2 separate regions of the Mus musculus genome follow, and region 2 is linked to region 1. Evidence: chromatin contacts called from ENCODE Hi-C or POLR2A ChIA-PET data. All regions are on one chromosome and are shown on one strand. The core of a region is the stretch at or near the end of the contact, and the rest is flanking DNA. Distances in the headings are between cores, read along the strand shown. Region 1 overlaps Myh9 (myosin, heavy polypeptide 9, non-muscle). Region 2 overlaps Myh9 (myosin, heavy polypeptide 9, non-muscle).

What was found. Hi-C counts contacts between places; a loop is a spot of excess contacts on that map. ChIA-PET counts read pairs that join two places held with the same protein, here RNA polymerase II (POLR2A).
Region 2: a loop to region 1 is called in a map of adrenal gland, with 2.6 times the contacts of the local background. The contact joins two enhancer-like sites. A Hi-C loop is called at or near these places in 1 of 37 maps with a recorded cell type or tissue (adrenal gland). POLR2A ChIA-PET finds 5 or more read pairs at or near these places in 4 of 5 experiments (Patski and embryonic stem cell).

What each region holds. Positions count from the first base shown.
Region 1 is chr15:77,763,066-77,765,941 of GRCm38, reverse strand. Myh9 (myosin, heavy polypeptide 9, non-muscle) reads left to right here. Exons shown (of 41, transcript NM_022410.3): 35 at 114-242; 36 at 1,349-1,437; 37 at 1,519-1,642; 38 at 1,942-2,150; 39 at 2,612-2,720; 40 at 2,818-2,876. Among named protein-coding and RNA genes, the nearest start is that of Apol8, 9.2 kb to the right of the region's middle. Within about 2 kb of position 1,379, at least 1 of the 3 ENCODE cell types and tissues checked has a DNase peak (open chromatin) inside an H3K27ac peak, as active enhancers do.
Region 2 is chr15:77,796,565-77,799,440 of GRCm38, reverse strand. It overlaps Myh9 (myosin, heavy polypeptide 9, non-muscle), which reads left to right. Exons shown (of 41, transcript NM_022410.3): 4 at 2,413-2,440. Among named protein-coding and RNA genes, the nearest start is that of Apol8, 43 kb to the right of the region's middle. RefSeq lists an enhancer at 1-1,681. Within about 2 kb of position 1,344, at least 3 of the 3 ENCODE cell types and tissues checked have a DNase peak (open chromatin) inside an H3K27ac peak, as active enhancers do.

The sequences.
Region 1 (2,876 bases), core at 130-2,629:
GGCTAAAATCATGCCAGGCGTAGAGCAGGTTGCTGGTGGGGACGTGGTCCCGAAGGGGTGGAGGCCCCGAGCAGGTGGAAGTAGCTGGCAATGCTGACCTCTCCTTCACACAGGCCCAGATGAAGGACTGCATGCGGGAGCTGGACGACACGCGCGCCTCCCGGGAGGAGATCCTGGCGCAGGCCAAGGAGAATGAGAAGAAGCTGAAGAGCATGGAGGCCGAGATGATTCAGCTGCAGGAGGTGGGCCAGCTGTGGGCTCAGGGCAGCAGCTGCAGGAGGTGGGCCAGTTGTGGGCTCAGGGCAGCAGCTGTAGGAGGTGGGCCAGCTGTGGGCTCAGGAGTAGGAGTCAGCAGGGAGGAATGGCAGAAAGAAACTGAGCAGCCTCCTAAAGGGAGTTAACGGGGTCCCTCTAGAGCTTTATCCTTCAGCTGCACACCTTGCCAAGGTGTGGTGTGTATGTTCATGTATGTGCATGTCTGTAATAGGGAAGAGGGTGAGATGCAGCCCCCAACATGGCAACAGACCCTGCCTGTTAAATGAATATGTGACCCTTGAGTCCACAGTTCATTTCATGAACCAACGCTGTGTTGATTATGAGTTTATCAATTACACAGGGCAACGAGGGGCCTGAGTGCCCCTGGGCTGCTGTTTTAGTTACACATAAGGCACGTAGTGGGAAGAGGTGGGGTGGTGTTTCCAAGTCTGGTGGACTTCCCACAAAGGGCCATCCATCACTGGTTTATGAAGTGCTCAGTTGGACCCTCTGCTCTAGCATGGCTCCTCTCTTCTGCTGGGTCTGGGGTGATCACCTCCATTATCACCATTGTGTATAGTGATCTGAAGGCTTCCACAGCCCATCTGCAGCCCCCATTATCTGGTAGGACTGGCCGGGCGTGGTGGCGCACGCCTTTAATCCCAGCACTTGGGAGGCAGAGGCAGGCGGATTTCTGAGTTCGAGGCCATCCTGGTCAAAGTGAGTTCCAGGACAGCCAGGGCTACACAGAGAAACCATGTCTCGGAAAAAGAAAAAAAAAAAAAAAATCTGGTAGGACCATATGCAGAGAGACCAGCATTGCAGCTCTGTCCACAGTCCTCCCTGTTAGGCCTGGGTGTTTCCTGTTTATAGCCCTGGCTCCTGGCTTAACTCCAGGTTCTTAGACATAGGGGCTTTATAAACACATGCCTAAACTATGCCCCCAGGGTGGACTTAACCCTAGGAGCTAGAGGGGTTCCTGGGAAAGGGCTTTATGGAGGAATGTGCTAAGGACACAGAGAGGATGTGTGGGCTGCTGGCAGTGAAGACTGTGTTGGTCCCAGTGGGTCATGTTTTGGCGTCCATGTGACAGGAACTGGCAGCTGCTGAGCGTGCTAAGCGTCAGGCCCAACAGGAACGGGACGAGCTGGCTGATGAGATCGCCAACAGCAGTGGCAAAGGGTGAGCCAGAGGGAGGAAGCACAGGGTGTTGGGAGAACCTCCTCAGTTGTACGAGCACTCACTTCTCCCGGTCCTCCCCAGGGCCCTAGCATTAGAGGAGAAGCGGCGACTGGAGGCCCGCATTGCCCAGCTGGAGGAGGAGCTGGAGGAGGAACAGGGCAACACGGAGCTGATCAACGATCGGCTGAAGAAGGCCAACCTGCAGGTGAGTGCCAGCACCATAGCAGGCCTTGCACACTGGGCTCCAGACTCTGTCTGAGCTCCTCGTGGTGAAGCAGGCCGTGGCGGGCAGAAGTAGGATGCTCTCTGATTGCTTCTGATCCTGTGAAGGCTTGCGCCTCTGAGACTAGGTTCCAGGAAGTTTCTGGGGCCTAGTCGTGGACAGATCCCTTCCCAAGAGAGCTGGGGTGCTTGTTGGTCCTGGTGTGTGAGGAGGAGAGGGTCCTGCATAGCCCTGCAGCTGGGAACCAACCTTCCTTGAGGTACCGTACTCCCTTCCTACAGATCGACCAAATAAACACCGACCTGAACCTGGAACGCAGCCACGCACAGAAGAATGAGAATGCGCGACAGCAGCTGGAACGCCAGAACAAGGAGCTCAAGGCCAAGCTGCAGGAAATGGAGAGTGCTGTCAAGTCCAAATACAAGGCCTCCATCGCGGCCTTGGAGGCCAAAATTGCACAGCTGGAGGAACAGCTGGACAACGAGACCAAGTAGGTGCCCTACCCAGACTGAGGACACAGTGTTGGCACTAGGTCACCTCAGGTTGGGTCAGGAACCAGTTCTGTCTCCAGGCCCCACAGCCATTCTCACTTGCTCTGAGAAGTACGTGGGTTTGGATGGAAACGCATAGGCCACTTCCAGAACCAGGGCTCTGTGGGCTGTTTGTTTCTAGCGAGAGACTGAGATTTGGTTCAGCAAAACTGAGACTTGGAGGTAATGCGATCATCCTGCGCCCCAAGCCTCAGTTTCTCCGTAGACGAGCTTCGCCACTGACCTCATGGGTCAGCCCAGGTGTCAGCCTGAGACAGCAGCTACTGAGTGTCCAGGAAAGACTAGCACCTTAGCTTAGCCTCCAGGGGCCCCAGGAAGCGGAAGCTCCGGTTGCCATCTTGCTGGCTGAGCTATCTGGTGGAGGGTGCCCCCTTTCAGTCAGCATTTCTCTCCTACCCAGGGAGCGCCAGGCAGCCTCCAAGCAGGTGCGCCGGACGGAGAAGAAGCTGAAGGACGTGCTGCTGCAGGTGGAGGACGAGCGGAGGAACGCGGAACAGTTCAAGGACCAGGTCTGTGCTCTGCAGGGCCTGGGTTCTGTCTGTGCTCAGTAGAGCCTTGGGCTGCACTCAGTGTCTCACCAGCGTCCCTGGCCACCTGTTTCTGCAGGCTGACAAGGCGTCCACCCGCCTGAAGCAGCTTAAACGGCAGCTAGAGGAGGCTGAAGA
Region 2 (2,876 bases), core at 95-2,594, 34 kb before region 1:
CTGAAAGCAGTGGCTCAGCAGGGTCTGAGGAAGCAGGTTGGGATTCCTCCGAGCCTGTGTTTGGGCTGCAATGGCAGCGGAGAGGTCAGGTCAAGGGGCAGAGCTAAGGGTCCTAGGTAGGCAGAGGTCTCATGAGTCTGGCTCCGAGCTTTAAGCTTTTGGAGCACATGCAGGCCTGTATGTGTGTGTACATAAGTATATAGCATGCTGTGGATCTATTTACACACAGGAGTCTGTGTAGGTGCTGCTTTGTGCACTGAGTTCCTGCTTGATGTCTGTGCACATATTCTTGTGCACCAGGGCACACACTCTGTGCGTCTGCCTACATGTCTCTGCTTTTGTGCATGTGTGTCCGTGTGGGTTGGCTACCCTGCTTCCTGTTCAGTAGTGAATAATTCTCTGACTCCTCCTCACGTAAAGGAATTCCAGTCATCCAGGGCCTGGGCCTGGACAGCCCTGGGAAACAGTGCCTTCTGAAAGGAATGGAGAATGTTTCCTTTTATGGTAGCACCAGGCACTTTCTGCTCGTGCCTCGCCAGCACAGGCAGGTACATTCTTGCCTGCTCCGGAGCGGTGACTAAACATGCCCGCCTGCAGCCACAGCTGGGGCCGACCACAGGGAGCTGCTGGGGGAGGGCAGGGCCTGGGATGACAGAGATGCTTGCTTCAGCTTCGCGGGCCACACTGCTGTTGGGGAAGAAGGGGTGGAACCAGCTCTCCTCTAGCCTGGCCCCAGCCCCTCCTGCCATCTCACCCAGGCTCTGCTCCACTCTGGCTCAGTCCTTGTCTGGCAGCCTTGAAGAATGCATTTTGGGGAGTGGGGGGACAGGGTGAGGGGAAGGAAGGTTGAGTGCCCCCTTCTCGACTTCTGTCTGAGTAGTTCTCAGGGAGGTGGGGTGGTATTGGTGTGAGTGGGATGATGGGGCTCCCATTCCAAGATGGTTTCCTTTTTTCTTGTTTTTTTTTTTGGTTTTGGTTTGTCAGCTTTATGGTTCACCCTGCCTGGCCTTAGTCCACAGCAAATGGTTCTGCTGCGGCTCCCAAGTGCCTGGCTTGGTGGCTATTTCTTGGGAGATTAGAATGAAGGCTGCAGCTGGGGGCAGAGGCAGCTGCTGCCTGTGTGGGAAGTAAGGCTTCCTGTTCCTGCTTCCTGCATGAGTCCTGATAGAATAGGGATGGCTGTGTGTCCTCAGCACTGTGTGCTGCTGAGATTGGGCCGGCTAGAAAGCTCACCTACAGGAGGGCGGGTGATCTGCCCGGTCAGTCTGCCATTGGACGACTAAGTCTATGTCCCAAGGCCATGCACACAGAAAGCTATGAGTCATTCACCCTTGTCACATGGGGTCCTGAGCCTGTGAGAGAGCAGGAGTGCCAGCATGATGGCCAGTGGCCACCAGTGCCCCTGACCGGTTCTCCTGCTCCCTCATCTCCTCCTTGGGTCACGGCTGCTCTGTCATCGAGATGACAGTGGCCTCCTAGTTTACTGTACTCACAGGGTCAGCACCAGGTTTGTTTTGTGTGTTATATTTATCAAAATAATCATGAAGTAGGGTGGATAGCCAGTGTATGCTGTGCTGTGAAGCGTCACCATCAGGTACCTCACTGCGGTTCTGATGTTGCCAAACTGCCGGGGGCTGGGTCCAACTGCTTTAATTAACTGTACGGTTTGAGGTTGGCGTATTTCCTGGAGCTTGACCATCTTAGCTTAGCTTTCAGAGTGCAGGGAACTGTGGTTGTCCCTCCATGCAAAGGAGAACATTCCTATTTCTTCTTGCTGGATTTGTGAAGCTAGGGTGGCTGTTGGAAGTCCCCGCCACTGGTGCAGAGAGCAGGCTGTCCCAGGTGCATGCCGGAAGCTGCCATTCCTCCGTGGCTCCCTCTGTCCTGTCATCACCGTGCCTTACATGAGCCAAGCACCATGTATGTGGATTCACATGTGTCCCTTTACACGTGCTGCCTCACAACACAGAGAAGTGCATGGGGCTCAGAGAAGGCCACCATCTCTGGTCTTAGACTCTGCGAGGCAGTGGCCCACACTGGGACTGTCCCATTGCAAGCTAGGCCTGCCATGCTGCCTGCTCTGATTTCTGGCCCCTTAAACAGTATTCCTTGCGTAAATGTGGTCAGTGTTGCAGGTGCCTGCCATGGACATTTTTTCCTGATATTCACGGGATGGAGTGGGCAGGGCAGGGGTGTGCAGCCAGAGCTGGGGGCAGGCAGCTGCCTGGGGCTCTGCCATTGTAGGTGTCCCTCATCTGAGGCTGTCCACAGTCAGCCCAGGTTGGAGGCCTGGGAGGGTCCTTTCAGAGAAGCATTTAAGTCTTTTGTTCCTTATCTTGGCAACTCTTGGGATGGGAAGGGAGAGGTGTTTTCCTTCTTATCCAAGGTAACCTGGTGTCCTCTTTGTTGCAGACCGGGAAGATCAGTCCATCCTGTGCACGTAAGTGTTTGTGAGAGGGAGAGGGAGGGAGTGTGTGTGTGTGTGCATGTGCGTGCGTGAGTGTACGCATGTGTGTGTATGTGTGTGTGCACGAGTGTGCGTGTGCGAGTGTACCCATGTGTGTATGTGTGTGTGCGCGCGTACGTGTGGGTGTGTGTATGTGTGTGCATGCGCACCCGCGTGTGTGTGCGCGTGCATGTGTGTGCGCGTGTGCGTGTGTGTGCGCGTGCGTGTAGTGGTGGTGTTTATTGCTCTGATGATTTTGTTTGTGGTGCTGGGTTTGAGCACATTCACCCCTGCTCTTATTCTGTCAAAAGCAGGTTGATAAGCTCACTCCTAGTTCAGGCCCCTCCCCTCCCTGAGACAGGACTCAGAGCTATGCCTGGTGCTCTCAGGGAGCTTTGTGTCACAACCAAGGCCTTTGTCAGCCCTCCTC